Linked DNA regions of Homo sapiens: region 1 is linked to region 2. The links are chromatin loops, found by intact Hi-C in ENCODE. Cell type or tissue: ovary. All regions are shown on one strand. Links, peaks and the distances in the headings refer to the core of each region. The heading gives the core; the rest is flanking DNA. Region 1 overlaps NCOR2 (nuclear receptor corepressor 2). Region 2 overlaps NCOR2 (nuclear receptor corepressor 2).

Region 1 (8,000 bases), core at 1-8,000, 55 kb before region 2:
ATGGACTTCAGGAAACCCCCGGGCGGGGGCGGTCTCAGACTTCAGGGCAGGGCCCATGGGGTCTCAACCAAGCAGGTTACACACACCACTGCAGGCTCCAAGAGAAGGAGGCACGTCCTGGGAGACGGGAGTTTCAGAGAGAGAGAGGGAGACAGAGACCCAGAAAGAGAGGGAGACAGAGACCCAGAGAGACAGGGAAACAGAGAACCAGAGAGAGAGAGAGAGACAGAGACCCAGAGAGACAGAGAGAGAGAGAGAGAGAGAGAGAGAGAGACGGAGACCCAGAGAGAGGGAGACAGAGACCCAGAGACAGAGGGAGACAGAGACCCAGAGACAGAGGAAGACAGAGACCCAGAGAGAGGGAGACAGAGACCCAGAGAGAGAGAGACGGAGACCCAGAGACAGAGGGAGAGAGAGACCCAGAGACAGAGGGAGACAGAGACCCAGAGAGAGAGAGATGGAGACCCTGAGACAGAGGGAGACAGAGACCCAGAGAGAGAGAGATGGAGACCCTGAGACAGAGGGAGACAGAGACCCAGAGAGAGAAACAGAGACCCAGAGACAGAGGGAGAGACAGAGACCCAGAGACAGAGACCCAGAGACAGAGGGAGACAGAAACCCAGAGAGAGGGAAACAGAGACCCAGAGAGAGAGAGACGGAGACCCAGAGACAGAGGGAGACAGAGACCCAGAGACAGAGGGAGACAGAGACCCAGAGAGAGAGAGATGGAGACCCTGAGACAGAGGGAGAGAGAGACCCAGAGAGAGAGAGACAGAGACCCAGAGACAGAGGGAGAGACAGAGACCCAGAGAGAGAGGGAGACAGAGACCCGGAGACAGAGGGAGACAGAGACCCAGAGACAGAGGGAGACAGAGACCCAGAGAGAGAGAGAGAGAGACAGAGACCCAGAGAGGGAAACAGGGACCCAGAGAGAGGGAGACAGAGACCCAGAGAAAGAGGGAAACAGAGACCCAGAGAGAGAGAGACGGAGACAGAGACCCAGAGAGGGAAACAGGGACCCAGAGAGAGGGAGACAGACAGGGAGACAGAGGTGAGAAAGAGACAGAGACTGGGAGAAGGGGAGACACAGAGACGGAGATAGATAGACAGATGAGATCCAAGAAAGGACAGAGACCTGGAGATGGACAGGAGATGAGACTGAGAGGTGAGACTGGAGTGAGAGAGATGAGAAAGAGAGGATCAGAGAGAGAGAGAGAGGCAGTCACAGAGAGACAAGATCCAAAGGAAGGGGACAGAGACTCAGAGGAAGATGAAACTAGGAGAGGGAAAGAGAGAGAAGTGGGGAGAGGGAAAGAGACAAGACCCGAAGAAAGGGGACAGGGACCCTGAGACAGGCAAAGGGAGGGAGCCCTGGAGAGTAGAGGCGGGAGGTTCTGGAGCCCACGCCATGAGGGCTGGAAGACACCCCCACCCACTGCTGCACCGAGACCCCAGGACCGTCCTCTTCTCTTCCCAGGCCCCTCCCCACGGTCTCCAACACACAAAGCAGGGTGCTGCAGCTGGCCTCCCAGGGCCTGGGGGGCCACAGCGACCTCAGGAGCCTGCTGTGCACCTTAACTTGCTGTCTGTCCCCAATCCGCGGCATTCAGTGGCACCCGCTTTTCTGGGGAGGGGATCCCCAACTTTTTCATATTCTCAGCAGTGTCCAAACCCCCTCAAAAGTTCCAAAGCTACTGACTGGGAGCCACGCTATGTCCAGCCCCCGGGACCCCAGCCCCATTGGAAACAGGAAAAGGAGGGAACCCCAGGCTCTGACGGACGAGTGAAGCCTCATGGGGCTCAAGGGCCTGGAATCCACCTCAGTCCCCGGGTCATTCTGGTGGTGACTTGGCCAGGGCCTCCCCACCTTCCATCAGTCTGGCCGCCGCCCCCCGGCCAGGGTGGGCCATGGGGGTCCTCAGTCCCACAGGCTAGGACCAGCACCCTTCATCTCATAACAGGGTGTCTCTGAGCACACCTCAGAAGCCCTCAGTTTCCTCATCTGAAATCTATGGCATCGCAGCCTCATCTTCTGTTATTCAATAACTGTTTACTGAGCATCTACTATGTGCCAGGCACTGTTCCAGGTGCTGGGGACACAGCAGGGAGCAAGACACAGTTGAGGGCTCTCACAGAGGTGACACTGACAATAAGCAAGATGACCAAGATAATCCTGGATTTGGGAACTTAAATGGAATGGTGGGCTAGTGGGTGCTGGGGGACGGGGTGTGAGGGGCTATTTTAGATTCCGTGGTGCAGAAAGATCTCCCAGAGAGGATGGCCTTGAGCTGGGATCTACGTCATCAGAAGGACCCGGCTCTGGGAAGATCCAGAAGGAAGGGAACTCCAGCTGGAGGGCACCGCAGGAGACAGGAACAAACTCTGTGTATCGGAAGCACAGACAGAGGAAGGCCCTGTGGCTGGACAGTGCTGGGGAGGGGCAGAGAGGACGGAGGAGGGGCTGTGAGCAAGACTGGCAGGGCCAGTCCTGCAGGGTCCTGTGAGTTTCGACATGGCAAAGGGTTTGGTCTTTTATGCAAAAGACAGCTGTGAAGGCCTAGAAGCAGTGAAGGCCCAGGCGCCATGAGCACAGCAGCACCCATATCTCAGCAAAGACCATCCTCCAATCCCAGAAACCGCGCTGCCCGGGCCATGGCTGATTCCAGCGCTCGGCCAGGAAGTATGCAAGAAGAGCCCAGAGTGACTTTAAGTCAAGAATTGCCAAAAACAAAAGAAAACAAAAGTCAAAAGGACACAGAACCCAGCCTGAAGGTTTCCGGCTGCCAGAGCTGGAACAATGTGAGTGACAACAGAAATAACCCTGGGACTAGATTAGCGTCCCAGGAATAAAACAAATCCCCACGAGTCCATGTGATTACAAACAAATGATTCAATACATCAATACATGGAGGAGAAGGGACAGATCTTTCTTCTAGAGTTCCAATGAATAAATGTCCAAGAGAGGAGGGAAACAGAAAATCGTCATTAGAACGCAGTAATAACCCAACCACCGCTGGCAAGATCCGGGGATGAATGCTAAATTGGTTGGCAAAATTTTAAGGAGCAACAGGAAATTTGCACAGTCTCAAAGAATCTCCCCGCAAGTATGTATGAATCATGGCGGTGGCTCCACAAATCTATATTCCTCCCTCCAGGAGGCGGAGCTTAACTCCCCTGCCCTGGAAGATGGGTGGGACTTGGTGACTCCCTAGTAAAGAACAGAGCAAAGGAGGGATAACTCTAAGGCGACAGCGGAGACCTAGGGCAGAGCCCCCTATCATGTGGGCATCACGCAGCCCCCTTACCTCTCTCTGGTCTTCCCCAAAACCCACCATCCCAGTCTTACCAGGAGGAAACACCTGTCAAAGAAAGCCATGACCAGTGATCTTCAAAAGTGCTGGGGTGGTGAAAAACAAGGCAAGGCTGAGAAGCCGTCACGGGCTGGAGACTAAAGAGACACGAGCACAAATGTCACGTGAGAACCTGAATCAGATCCTGGACCAGAAAACAGACGTTGGCGGAGAGACGGGTGAAAATGCAAAGACAGCTGGTAGTTTAGCAGAGGGTCATGTGCCACTATTTCTTTCTTAGTATTTTGTTTTGTTTTGTTTTGATTTTTGTTTTTAGAGACAGGGTCTTACTCTGTCTCCCAGGCGGGAGTGCAGTGGCTCGATCATGGCTCACTGCATCCTTGAACTCCTGGGCTCAAGCAATCCTCCTGCCTCAGCCTCCTGAGTAGCTGGAACTACAGGTACATGCCACCATACTTGGCTAATTTATTTTTTGGTAGAGATGAGGTCTTGCTTTGTTGCCCAGCTCGTCTCCAACTCCTAGCCTCAAGTGATCCTCCCACCTTGGCCTCCCAAAGTGCTGGGATGACAGGCGTGGGCCACCATGGCAGGCCCTAGTTGTGGTAAGTGTTTCTCTGCTGTTATATAAGCTGTCCACATGAGGGGTGCCAGGTGACGTGTGTGGGGGAACTCTGTGGAGCGTATTTGCAACTCTTCTGTTGCACAACGTACAATCTAGTTACTTCAAAATAAATAGTTCCACCTTCTCACAAAAGAAGAGAGATAGAATCCACTTTGAAACACCGTGGTGAAGACCATACAAAATTGACTTTGGGGTTTGCAGGTGGTACACTGCCTAGTACAGGTGGGAATGTCACCCCCAACCCCAACTACAAAAAAACTGATATGTGTAAAGTCCTAAGCCCCAGCACCTCAAAACATGACCTCATTTGGAAACAGAGTCTTTAGAGCGAGAAGCAAGTTAGAATGAGGTTACTGGGGTGGGCCCTAATCCAATGACTTATGAAAAGGGGAAATTTGGACAAAAAGACAGACACACACGGAGGGGAGATGACGCGAACAGACACGGGAAGAACACCACACGAATACAAAAGACGGGAGTGACGCATCTCCCAGCCAAGGAACGCCAAGGAGGCCGGCAGCCGCCAGGAGCTGGAACCGGCAAGGAAGCAGCCTCCCCCAGAGCCTTCTAGAGAATGTGGTCCTGCAGCACCTTGATTTCCAACTGCTGGCCTCCAGTACTGTGAGAGAAGAAAGTTCCTGCCATTTTCAGCTGCCCGGTTCACGGCCGAGTGTTAAGGCAGCGCTGAGAAGCTAGTCCGGCGTGTGATCTTCCACAAACCGCGGTGCTGTCACTGCAGCTGGAAAACGACTCGGTGAGCATGAGGCCTCGGGGTGGTGGTGATGTGCATGCAGCCGTCTGTTTGCCACCGATGGGCAGCAACTGAGGGTGTGAATCCACCCTGGCTGATCCAGGTTTCCTCCCAAAGCAAGGACACTGCCTGCCACCCAGAGACATCCACGTACCACGCAAGAGGACACGTCAAGTCTGCAAACACATGTCAAGTCCGCAGGGTGCAAACTGCACAGTGCACAGGCCAGAGACAGCCTCTGAGGGTGTTGTGTTGGGCTGTGGTGCTTTATTTATTTATTTTTTATTTTTTATTTTTTTGAGATGGAGTCTCTTGCTCTGTCACCTAGGCTGGAGTGCAGTGGCGCAATCTCGGCTCACTGCAACCTCTGCCTCCCGGGTTCAAGTGATTGTCCTGCCTCAGCCTCCCAAGTAACTGGGGCTATAGGCACGTGCCACTACGCCCAGCTAATTTTCGTATTTTTAGTAGAGACGGGGTTTCACTATATTGGCCAGGCTGATCTCAAACTCCTGACCTCATGATCTGCCTGCCTCAGCCTCCCAAAGTGCTGGGATTACAGGTGTGAGCCACCGCACCCGGCTGGTGCTTTCTAAAATCCTAAATTCATTGCCAGCACTGAAAACCAGAGGCTGTTACACAAAAAGCCAAACCTAAAGCTTCTCTTGAAAACATCAGGCCATCGGGCCACACCCCTTCATGGCCACAGGCTGGGAAACTGAGGCTTGGCTGCTCCTTTCAAAGGTCGCCCAGCTCCCCGTTCCTCAGCCCCTACTACTCCCTATTGCCTCACACCAGCCCTCCTCACTCAAACCTTCCTTCCCGCTCCTGGAGGCAGCCACCTGGGGGACTCCTGGTTTATGATGCCCACGTGTTCAACATTCCTCTGGCAAACGTTTTTTTAAGTGTTTATTTTGTTCCAAGCAGTGTTTAGGCAATGAAGATGCAAATAGCTTACTGCAGACAAATCTTTTCTGCTGAGCTTCTGTCCGGCAAGCATAAGGACCACAGTCTGTAGGAGGGCTCTGGAGGCATGGGGTAAGCAGCATGTGATGAGTTTGCTGGTAGAGGCACTCATGGGGTGCAAAGAAGTCAGGGTTTAAAAACACACACCCTATAAGGAAACCTAGTCTTGCCATCTGCCAGGGCACTGGAGAGGAGAAGCAGGACATAGGAGGGCAGGATAAGGAGGCAGGAATTATGAGAGTATTCCAGGGGAGTCCGGTTGGACCCTAGCTGGGACTGGTCCTGGGGTTTATGGGGTACTGGAAAAGGAAAGCTTGGGGGCAATCAGGGGAGGCTTCCTGGAGGAAGGGAGGTTTGAGCTGAGGCCTGAGAGAAGCAGAGGAATGCGGTGGGAAGAAGAAAATGAGCAGAGCCCTGGGTTCTAGGGAGGGAGGCAGCAATAGTGAATCTGGAGAGGGCAGAAGGGGTGCTCAGGGAGAGCCTGACCCCGGCTGCAGGGGAGAGGAAGAGGGAGGCAGATATGCAGGGCCCGGATACCTTGGGAAGAGACTGCGGGTTGGGGTGATGGTCTGAACCTCCTGATCACTGAGCGCCAACCAAAAGCTGTGACAGTGCCAAACAATGTGATGTGACTTGTCTAAGGTCACCCAGGTAGGGAGGGGCAGGGCCTGGAGTAGAGACCCAGGAGAGGAAGTTGGCTGGATGTGCAGTTAGGACTGGTCTAGGAATTTGTCTGTGTGACCCTGGGGGAGTCATCTGATGTCTCTGAACAAGACCAGAGAGACCTGCTAAGAGTAACCTGGGTTCTGACTGATCCCCCTTTCCGCCTGCACAGCCCCGGGTCTGACAGTTCCCATCAGCCGACCCCCAAATGAGGCAGCAGGAGGGAAGAAATCAGGCTGCGAAAAGAGAAAAACGAGCAACGGAAGAAACCGGCTTCCAGGCCTGAGGGGGCCGGTGAACCAGGGCAACCCCCGGGCAGGCAGAGGCAGAATGTGCCTGAGCGCCATCTGCCGCTCATCCCCAGGTCCCACGCACTTTCACCACATCCCACGCGGGCTCCATAGACTCCCGGGAATTCCTGGAGCATCCTGCCCAGGGTGGGGCCCATCCCTCGATGGAGCCCCCATCTCCTGCCCCTCTGCGGCTGCCCCGGCCCCGCCCCGGTGGTCTGAGCGCTCCCTCCTGCAGCAGGGGACACCAGCAGCGCCCGAAGCAGGTGGCGGTGGGAGGGCGGCGGAGGCGGCTACGGGCGACTCCAACGCGTCCGAAATCGTCTGTGCGGCAGGAAGTCAAGCGTGAAATTAACTTTCACTCCGCGGCCCCAGCATGCAGACGCAGAGAAATTAAAGTGACGGGGCAAGGTCTCTGGGGAGGGAACGACCTCCCACCTAGAAGCAATGACAGCAGCGGGGGCGAGGAGGCCGTGAGCGCCAGGGAGGCTGCTCCAGGGGAAGCTGGGAGCCCCACCTGACCCCGGCTGGATCATCTCATTGTCCCATGGCGGCAGTCACTTATCACAATGTATTTATTCTTATCAGCCTCCCCTACTAGAATGTCAGGCCTCATTCACTCCTATCTCCTAGAGGCCCAGAACAGTGCCTGGCGTGTAGTAGATGCTCAGTAAATATTTGTCGAATGAATGAGTCTGGGTCTCTGTAGACAAAAGAAAGAAGAACCAAAAACCCAGTAGTATGTGCTGTACGTGCTGAGCACTGACCTTAGTGAGCACGTCTGAAACTGAGCCCTAGAGGGCAAGTGACTTCCCACAGGGACACACAGCTAGTCAAACAGCCAGGACGAGCTGCGGTCCCACTTGAGGTCCCTGTGTCCAGCCACATGGTGGGACGGGGCCTGCACGGGGCCTCCCTTCCCATGTCCCAGCACTGGACACGAGACAGTTTCTGCAGTCTAGCATGAGCGGTCACAAAACATCAGAGCCTGCAAGGAGTGCAGGGTGCAGAGGCTGCCAAGGGCAGCTTCCTGGGCACTGCAGATTTCCTGAACATTATGCACCCTCAGCTTGCAAACCTCCCAGTGACAGGGTGCTCACTACCTACCTCGGCAGCTCCTGCAGGGGCCTTCCCATGGTATTCTCACCCCTACCCCCAGGTCCTTCCTCCCTGCAGCCACCAAAGTGAACTTTTAAAACAAAAGTCTGATCACATTGCTTCCTGGGATAAACTTCATCACTATTATAAACTTCATCATTATTATCCCAACAGATAATAAAACCGGAACTCCTTACCAGCCCCCCGTGACCTGGCCTGTGCCCTCCTCTCCCTTGCCTACCTCCTTGGGCCATGCCAGCCTTCTCTGTGACCCCTGCCAGCTCAGGAAGGCCTTTGCACCT
Region 2 (9,862 bases), core at 1-8,000:
CTGACGGCCCAGCAGGAGAAGAATGGGAGGTGTCTAGGGTCAGCCAGTGACCCCGAGGGCCCAGTTGGGGCAAAGGGCAGGAGGGGTGGGAGAGCAGAGGCCACAGCAGCCTGAGGACTCCCCAAGGCTAGGAGCCGGGTGAGGGCGGTTGAGAAGAGTGGGAACCTCCACAGGACAGGACAAGAAACCAGAAGCCAGCAGCACCCCCAGGGCAGGCAGGTTCCCCTCTGGGCAGCTGCAGGTACAGCAACAAGACCAAGGAACGGCAGCAGCAAACGGACAGAGCGGGCTGGCCCTGAGCCAGGCGCCATCTTAAGAACATTCGGCATATCCCCTTTACCCCTCGTGAGAATCTAGGAGACAGGTACTCTCAGTACCCCCACTTTATGGGTGACAAAACTGAGGCTCAGAGAGGTTACGTAACTTGTCCAGTTTCCTACCCTGTGAAATATTTTCCCATTGACAAAATACAGAGCATGATAGTCCCACTCTGGGGTGATCAGGGGAATGCACACAACCATATACACTCAGGGCTTTGAACAACATTTGACCCATAGTAGGTGCTCAGTTAACAAGAGCTCTTCTTTTTGTTGGTGGTGGTGACAGATAAAGACAATGATGACAAAATATAAAATCATTTCCCACTGGGAGTCTATTCCTTAGCCCCAGGCACGCAGTAGGTGCTCAATAAATAGAGGCACGGGGGAGTGGGGGGACACAGAAGCTTGGAGCCCCGATGCTGTGGCAGCCTCCCCACTTAGGGCAATCGCACCTGAGGCCTGTGATTTAACCTCTTGGGCCTCAGTCTCCTCATCTGCGAAGTGGGATGAGAGCGTGAGCTGCTCTTTCACAGGGCCGCCCAGGAGAATGCAATGACTCTGCCCAGGGAACTGCCGTCCTAAGAGGGATCCACAACGCACCCACTGAGGACAGCTGACTCTGCAAAGCGCCCCAGGGGCCCAACCTACAGGAGGCCACTGTGTCAGGGACTCCCCCAGGCAGGGCCAGTGAGCTTATATGCAAAACCTTCTGCTCACTGATGGAAACGTCCTCCCACACAGCTTCCTTTCTGGTTCTCACAAGAGGGGACCACACCAGCCAGGCAGGACAGACACACACACACACGCACACACGCACCCCCACGGTGGCCGGCAGGGTCAGCTTCACTCCAGCTGTGACCTCCAGGCCTCACATCCCCTCACTCAGCAGCCAGGAGGTCACAAGGGGGAGGCCCACAACTCTGAAAGCCGCTTGGCAAACACCCAGAGACATGGTATACAGCAAGCACCCCATAAATGCCAAAGGAGCGAAACCAAGGCCCGTTGTCCTGGCCACACCATGCAGTGAGAGAAGAGGCAGGAAATGGGGCCCCCGCTGGGAAGTGGGGTGGGGTGGGGTGCGGCTTAGGAGACCCGACCAGGGCACACATGTGGGCAGGCAGCGAGGCCCACCTGCTCCCAGGGCAAGCCATCTGCCCTGGCCACAGGGCGGGCTCCCCAAAGACACAGCCAGCACCCTGGACCCTCATGTCAGGGAGGCAGAAACGCAACCTGTGTGGGGCCTCCTCACCTCAGAGCCTCGAGCCGCACCAAGGTGAATACACACGGAACGGGAGGACAGGAAGGAAGGGGAGCTGTGACCTATCCGGCCCCCTTGCCCCCTGGAAGCCACCCCAATCCTACCCAATACTGCGGCAGCGGGGGAGCAGAGGTGAGGCTAGGCTGCAGGAAAGTGAATACAGCAGGAGCTCCACATTCGCGTGCCAATCCCACTACCAGTCCAGAGAGGGCAGAGCCCCAGCTCAGCCTGGCCCCAGCCTCCATCTTCCCAGCTTTAAAATGGGAGCAAAGAGATTTTATCAGATATTCTGGAAAAGGCTTCAGACACCAGGGGTCTCTGTGGCGGCCTCCCCTCTGCCCTGGGAGGCTCAGAGCCACATGAGCCTGGCTCCCAGGAGAAAGGAAGGGGTGAAGACTCAGTGGAATGGAAGAAGGGTCTCAAAGGTAGCCCCAGGCGCACACATGTGCACCCCCTTACCGTGTGCGTCCGGGCGATCTGCACTGGGTAGGAAAGGCTGTGGGGCGGGTAGCGGGGCTCAGTGGCCCTCCACGTCTGTGCCACAGGCTGTGTGGATCCCGACATGGTGGTGGGGGTCGGCGGGGAGCTGCTCCCAGGCCCCAATAAGCTTTCTCTTAATCACCACCAAGGATTAAAAGCCAGTCCTCGTCATCAGCTCACGGGCCACCCCGTCACTGGCACCTGCGGGAAAACAAGAAAAGAAAAACAAGATCAGCCACGGGGCAGCTGGCTCCTCCGTGCACAGGTCCCCGAGTCGTTCCTGTGGTCCCGTGAGGACACGCGAGCACCCAGGGGCCTGCCTGGACCCTCCTCCATCCACTGCCACACTCACCTGTTCTCCGGGAGCACAAGGAGACAGGCATGGCATTCAAGGTCCCTCCGAGCCATGCAAGCCACGCAAGGGACCAGAGGCCTCCTCCCCACCCAGGCCTTCACCCGGCAGGCACAGGGACTCTGCGCTGCCCTCACCACCACCCAGATGGCTCCCAGCCCCCCTAAGCCCATCCAACTTCACTCCATGGCCCCCGGGTTTCTAAGTCACAGGGCAGAATTCCCAGAAAGCACCTGTCCCAGGAGGGGCGGCCGGCAGCAGGGACATCACACACCGCTGTCCCGGGCAGCAGGGACCAGGGCCAGCTCAGGCGGGCCACGGGCCACAGGCCACAGCATGACCTGGGCAAGGCTATGACCCTGTGCAGGAGGCTGACACCATGACATGGGACAGGACTGATATGAGGTTAGCCAGATGCAAACTAGGAGGTGGGATTAGGACATGGAGGGCTACACCAGGAAGAGCCAAGGGCAGAATGACAGCCAGTCGGGCCCTGCAGCCTAGGGATAGGTACCCCAAACGGCTCCTGGGGCAGATACTGGAGCCTTCCACGGGAGAGGATCTACTCGTGGCCACGCCAGAGGAATAACACGAAGCGGGCTAGCAGCTTTACAGATGGAAAAACAGCCCCACAGAGAAGACACGGCCCAGCAAGGGAGCCACGGGGACCCCTACTCCGAAGCTGCCTTTGCCAGGAAACCCCTAAGCACCCCCCACCCCCAACAAGGCTTCTCCCCTTCCTCCGCCAGCCACAGCTCCACGCCACCTGCTGGGCTTACAACAGGGTCCCATCCCAGACCAAGGCCCCCTCCACACTCTCCCTGAACCAGTCCCTCAGAAAAGGTGTGTCCATCAGGTCCTGCCTCATGCAAAGCCCTCTCCAGCACCCCCACAATTGCACACACCCCCCAGAGCTGAGGGAAATGCACCCTGGCACCGGGACCCAGCGCCTGGATGTGGGCCTCCAGTGGCGGAGGACTGAGGCTGCACCACACGAGGTCAGGGGTCAGGAGGGGAAACAGAGCATACCCAGCCCTGCAATTTCATCAGAACACCCCCTCCCCCAACCTGAAGAGGGTAACCGTCCTTCTCCAAGCAGGAAAGCCCTTGGAGGCCTAATGTGGAGGGGCATTGGGAGGAAGGTTAAGGTTGGGGGCCCTGACTGCCTCCCAGGCCCCACCTCATCTCTCATTAGTGTAGACTTGACCCTCCCTCCCTCCCCAGGTGCCAGGGATGGTCATGTGACCCGGTCCTGGCCAATCAGAGTCCTGCATGCTTCTGGGCCAGTGACTGTCTCAAGGATGAGCCTGTGACCCAATAGGAGTCAATGAGAATCTGCCTTGAGACTTTTGCTGCTGGAACCAGGAGAAAGGTGCTCTCTGCTGGGGATCTAAGCTGGGAATGAAAGCCTGGAGCTCTGGGGGCCACCATGCAGCAGGAGCCTGCCTGAGACCCACGCCCACCGGCAGGAAGGCAGGGCGAAAGGGCGGTAAGAGCAGGTTGTGTCCGATGGTGGCTGGAGGCAGGTCGAAGCCTGCTCACTTCATTAGGGGAGCCAGGGCACTCCTTCTGCACGTTTTGTCTTTGGCAGCCCAAGCTGGGTTTCTGTCACATGCCACCAAGAATTCGGGCTCACACAGGGAAAGAAGGAGTCACAGAGGAGGCCACCCCTTCAACTGGCTGCTGTCCATCCTTCAAACACAGAAAAGCCAAGGAATTCCGGAGCCAAGACTGACACATCTACCACCACCTCGGTCCTGCCTGCGTGGGCTTTCCCAGCCCCGAGACAGGATGTATGGCGCAATTCCCGTGAACATGGGAACACGTCCCGCTCCACCATCGCTAAGCTGCGTGGCCTTGGGCAAGTCACTTGCCCTCTCTGAACCTCCAAACACACAGTGTTCCCTAAACATCAGACATTCATGTGCCACCCCCGCGTAGGGACTTTTTTATAGAGATTACCCAGGCGACAGCCGTCTAGCCCCGGGCCTGTCACTTTCATTCAGTTAGGCATAACTTTACATACAAGAGAAGCTTATTATCAGCATAGGTATACAGAAACCCAGTACTATGTGGAATAAATAGGAAGGCATCGGAATCACAAACGCACTCCCACACACATGAAGACGTCTGTGCATATTCCGACTGCCTAAGTCCTCCTGCAAGGACCCCAGGAAAGGCCGGGTGGCGGACAGCAGGCACTCAGCAGCTCCCAGCACACAGTAAATGCTCAGCAAACCAGAATGCCTAATACTGCTGTCACCAGGACTGTCAATGATGCAGCTGCAGCCCAGTCACCAGTGACGCTATGATGGGGAGGCAAGGCACAGCTAGCCCTGCCCGGCCCCAAGAGCAATGAGACATCCGTTCTGCAGCCAGAAACAAGAGTCTGGCCCTGGGAGAGAGAACAGCTGTGGCCACCAGGACCCAGCCCTGTTCTAAAATTCTTCCTGCTAGAGCTCGGCTCAAAGTCTGCAGACCCTGGTCATCTCATGCAGCAAAGCAAATTCTATTCCCTTCTCTCTAGGTGCTAAACAGTTCCCGGTCTCTCGGAGGAGATAAGGCCGTCACTTCTGCAGGGTGCTGTTCCCGAGGTCTGCCCCTCTTTCAAGGGCACCACGGGCAACTTCCAAATTGCTATTGGATTTTGAGTTGCACAAGGTGGCCGAGAGGTCTCATTTACCCACAGCTTTTCTTTCCTCCTTTGCCCAGTGAGATGCTGCCTGGGGGTGACAGGCCCCTGGCACACGCTTACCATGGTGCACACGGGCACCAGAGACCAGGGAGGGTGACACCGTCCTAAAGTGCCCCGCAGCTGGCTGGCTGGCTTTCCACTGCCTGGGATTTACACAGTGCCCACCCCGGAGCATGGGGCTGGAACCTCGGCCCCTCACCTACCAAGGGGTTCCCCCACCAGCCCCCCACCCAGCGCCTCACATGCCGGTGGGGCCTGAACAGGGAACAACTCCAGTAACCTCGTGCCACCCTCACTCACCACGAGCTTAGGAAACCCAGTTTCCAACCCCTCCCGACCTGAGCCACGTTTCCTGCCAACTCGAAAAAAAACAAATGTTAGGGAAACGGTTTGGCGGTTCCTCAAAAATTTAAACATAGAATAACCATATGACCCACCAATTCCATTCCCAGGCATCCACCCAAAAGAACTGGAAACAGGGACTCAAACAAAACACGGTATGCATGTTCATGGCAACAGAATTTACAGCAGCCAAAAGGCAGACCCAGCAAAAATTCCAGTCCATCCCTACGATGGAGTATTACTCAGCCATAAAGAGGAACGAAGGACGGCTGTGTCCTACACCACACATAACCAGAAAATGTCATGCTGAACCAAAGAGGCCAGACACAAAAGGCCACGAACTGCCTGACTCCACGGATATGAAATGTCCAGAACAGGCACATCCACGAGGCAGAAAGGAGACTGGTGGCTACCAGGAGGGCAGGGTGAGGCAGGAATGAGGCCTGCTAATGGTTACAGGGTTTTACAGGGCAGTGATGCAAAGGTTTTGAAACTTGATAGAGGAGGCGGGTGTGCAGCACTGCGAATAGGGAAAAAAATAAGCTTTGACTTTTCATCAGCAGGTTTGGAAGTGAATGCCAAAAAAAATGATGACATCATTTCCTCAAAGATGGGGGCAGGAGAGGACGAGGGAGCCCCTCCAGGGTCTCCAGGATCTGGTCCTGGCCAAAGGAGGTTCTGAGGATGGATCCGGGCTGGAGGGGGAATTCAGACACAAACGCCCCATGTCGCCGCTGCGTCTGGCTGCGGTGGGGTCAGAAAGGGTGGGCGGCATTCATTTATTTACATACACACTGTGGTCCCTGCTGAGCCCCGGGCTAGTGCTGGGGACTTCTTGTGAACCCAGCGGGGTCCAGGCCCTGGAGGGTCTCAGGCCAGGGGCTCTGCCCAGCCCTGGGGAGAGCCAGGAGATACGAGGAAGAAGAACTTCCAGAGGGTGAAGGCGAGGGGATGGAGAGTGCTCCAGCTGGAGGCGCCGCTGAGCAAGAGCAGGGAGGTGAGCGCCAGCTGGTGGGGGGTGAGCGCAGGCTTGGGGGTGAGCCCCCGCCAGGCGGTGAGCACAGGCCCAGGGGTGAGCGAGGGCCTGGGGGTGAGCACAGGTGCCGTTTATGTTTGAGAAATTCATTGAGTGAATATGGGGGGAAGTGGGGACAGAGTCATTCAGGGCCCCATGGGCCCGGGTAAGGATGGATTTTGTTCTCAGGGCAGTGGGGAGCCACAGAAGGTGGTTGCGGGGGAGAGTAAAGGGTCAGTGTTTTACGAGCAGGCACTGGGGACAGCAAGAGTGGATCAGGGAGACCTGGGGAGGCTCCTGCAAATGTCCAAGAGAGGGGACACTGGGGGATCAGGGCAACAGCGACAGAGAAGGGGAAATGGGCAGGTGGATGAAAGTCAGGAGGGAGGCTGACTCTGCAGGCCGAGGAAACAGCTCGCTGCAGGAGTCCCGCTGCACAGGCCCGCTGCGAGGACCCTGTGCCTGTGGCATACCGAGAGGTGCCTGGGGAACAGCAGGTGCTCAGCCATGCAGAGTCAGGAGGGTCAGGCCTCCGAGGAGAACAAGACGGTGCCTGGGTGAGGTCAAGGGACTTGTAGATCTCAGGTGGCCGGGATACCCAACGGGGACACCAAGGGCCCAAGCAGGCCTCTGCACATCCAAGCCACCAACCACAGCCCCAGGGCCCCTGCTGGCCCCTGAACCAGCTGGAGGAGGGCTGCAGATCCCACGCAGGCAGGTGGAGGGGCTCCCCATGCACGGCTGCAGGGGTCTGTCCCTGGGCCATGCCTGCCAGGAGGTAGCAAACACACAAGTGCCCCCCGCCCCCACTGCACTCTGCCAGGCAGCAGCAGAAGCCAAGTGGGCCACATTCCCTGTTCCCGGCCACTGCGGGCTTTGGTAAGGTTTCCAAATCCACAGCGGAAAGCTCAGGCCGTGAGCTCTGACTGGCTGTCCGCCTTGCCTCCTGCTGGACCCAGAGCCCCTTCTGGTGCCTGGCACACAGTAGGTGCACACTGAATGACTCTGCCCAGCGGAGGTGCATGCCAGCAACGCAGTGATGCCAGAAACCACCACACCTGTGTCCTCTTCCCACCTGGCCGGGCAGAGGCGCCTTTCCGGGAGGCCCTGGAAGCTTCCATGGGGCCTCCCACCCCTGCATTCCTCTCCAGCTCCGGCAGGATGAGGCCACACCGAGACACATTCCATAGATTTTCTGTGTCTTGAGCGGCCTGGTTCAGACCTGGGGAGGGTGGAATTACAGCCTCAGGGTGAGGGGCAGGCGGGGGCTGGTGGAGGTGTGGGAGCTACAGGATGTGCCCGGAGCGCTCAGCCGCGGGCTGTGGGGAGGATGAAAGGCACGCGGGGCTCTGCGCCGCACGTGCCTGAAATGTTCTGGGAACTAATGGGTGCTGACATTGGAAGAACCTGTGGCAGGTGGGGGAGCCTCGGGATTAAAAACCAACCTGCCAGGCAGAGAGCGCCCACGGCACGAGCGCGCGCGCACGCGCGCACACACACACACACACACACACACACACACACACACACACACACTCGACAGAACCCTCTGATACTCTGAGAAGCCCAAGGCACAAAGCCCCCCTGGGGTGGGCGGAACCACGGCGGGAACACAGGCCGTGCCTCCACTGTCCCAGCCTGGCCCTGCGAAGACAGGCAGGCCCCAGGAGCCCTGCAGCTCAGCCACATACGGCCTCCCTCACCGCTCAGTAGGTATTTGTTCCACTCACTGTGGAATAAGCACCTATTGTGTGACAGCCACCGAGAGGCACGGCACCTGGCACACACGAGGCGTATTAGCGCCCTCGGCTGCCCCACCACAGACTGCATGGCTTCAAGCAACAGAAATGGATTGTCTCACTGTTCTGGAGGCCTCGAGTCCATATCCAGCTGTCATCAGGGCCCCACGGCCTCTGGGGGCTCTGGGGGAGGCCCTTCCTACTTCCTCACTCCTCCAGCTCTGGTGGCCCCGGCAACCCCCGGTGTTCCCTGGCTTGTAGATGCATCGTGCCATCCTCTGCCTCTATCTCCACGCAGCCTTTCCACTGCATCTCCTGTCTCTGTGTCTCCCCTTCTTCTAAGGGCACCCGTCATATTGGATTTGGGGCCCTCCCCTATCCGGTTGTGACCTCATCTTAACTAATGTGATCTGCAAAAACCCTTTCCAAACAAGGCCGCACTCCCAGGTTCCACGCAGACGTACCTTAAGGGAGAACACTACCTACTTCAGGAGGTGCTCCAGAAATACTTGTTTTGTTCACTGCTGTATCCCCAGAGCCCAGCACACAGTAGGCATCTAATAAATATTTACTAAACAAAACCACTGCAGCCAGTCTGGCCCGAGGAGAAGCCGGCCCGGGGGGAACTCTGGGACAGCAGTTCTGGGATGTGCGCACAAGACGCTGCGGAGCGCCAGCTCCACGGGTCGAGCTGTTGACACCTTGGGTGTTTACTTTCTGGCGTGCAGTAAAAACTGGGGAACTGGCCAAGTATCTGATGGCCACCTTCAGCAGGACTCCTGGCGCAGAACGGATGCTCAGGAATCCAGCTCTGGAGTGAGTCCTGAGATGCGGAAAGCCGGTGGGACGTGGCAAGGGTGCACCTCGCCCAGCCCAGTCCAGAGGGGCCCCCACAGCCAATGAGGAAGGGGGTGAAGAGAGAGCTCCTGCTGCCCGGCCTGGTGGCTCACTCTGTCTACCACGATTTGTTAAGCACCTACTGTGTGAAAGGTGCTGGGGATACAGCAGTGAATTACTGATCCCAAATCCCCCACCTCGTGAAGCTGCCATTCCAGCAGGTGAGACGGGAGTAAGAGGATGGCAGAAGGTGTTAGCACGATGGAGAAAAACAGAACCAGGAGGCGGCAGGCAGGGAATGGGGGTACATTTTGAAAGTGGGCAGTCAGGGGTGCGTCACCAGAGGTGCCTTTTATGCAAAGGCGCCGGGGAGAGGAGGGAGTCTACACAGCAGGCACAGCAGGTGCAAAGGCCCAGAGGCAGGACCGAGCCTGGTGTGTGAGGACAGCAGGGAGGCCTGGATGGGGAGAGTGGGGTGAGCGAAGGCATGTGAGGTCACTCTTTCTGGCTATAGCCAGAAAGCTGGGGTGTTCACTGCAAGGGAGCTAGGAAGGACACAGCTGGTGCACTTTAAACAAGGCTGACGTGCGGTCTCCTGTGGCAAGTCTGCCTCTGGCGTCTCTGTGTTCAAAGGACACTGTAGCTGCCCCTGTGTCGAGGAGCACTGGGCACAGGTGTCTGAGTGTGGGGCACAGGTAAAAGGGCCCCTGTAACCCTGAATGATGACAGCCACGATTGTCAGGGCCCTAGAGAAACGGGCCTCCACCCATGCACAGCGGCAGGCCTGCAGGAATGAGGCCAGACTCCTTGGCCCTCACTTGGCA

What was found. Peaks named below come from ENCODE experiments on the same cell type or tissue, not always from the same donor. Only the 100,000 strongest peaks of a DNase experiment are listed, where the experiment ranks them.
Region 1: a loop joins it to region 2, with 2.3 times the contacts of the local background. A loop is called at or near these places in 19 of 110 quality-filtered maps.

What each region holds. Positions count from the first base shown.
Region 1 is chr12:124,438,536-124,446,535 of GRCh38, forward strand. All of the region lies in intron 9 of NCOR2 (nuclear receptor corepressor 2), which reads right to left. Among named protein-coding and RNA genes, the nearest start is that of MIR6880, 110 kb to the left of the region's middle. RefSeq lists enhancers at 1-51, 926-1,645, 1,646-2,366. In ovary, for the core only: no CTCF peak of the experiment used is centred there; no DNase peak of the experiment used is centred there; H3K27ac peaks cover 1,810 bases.
Region 2 is chr12:124,493,110-124,502,971 of GRCh38, forward strand. It overlaps NCOR2 (nuclear receptor corepressor 2), which reads right to left. Exons shown (of 49, transcript NM_006312.6): 3 at 2,038-2,259. The coding sequence starts at 2,142. Among named protein-coding and RNA genes, the nearest start is that of NCOR2, 70 kb to the right of the region's middle. RefSeq lists enhancers at 1,881-2,840, 2,841-3,799, 3,454-3,583. In ovary, for the core only: no CTCF peak of the experiment used is centred there; no DNase peak of the experiment used is centred there; H3K27ac peaks cover 2,536 bases.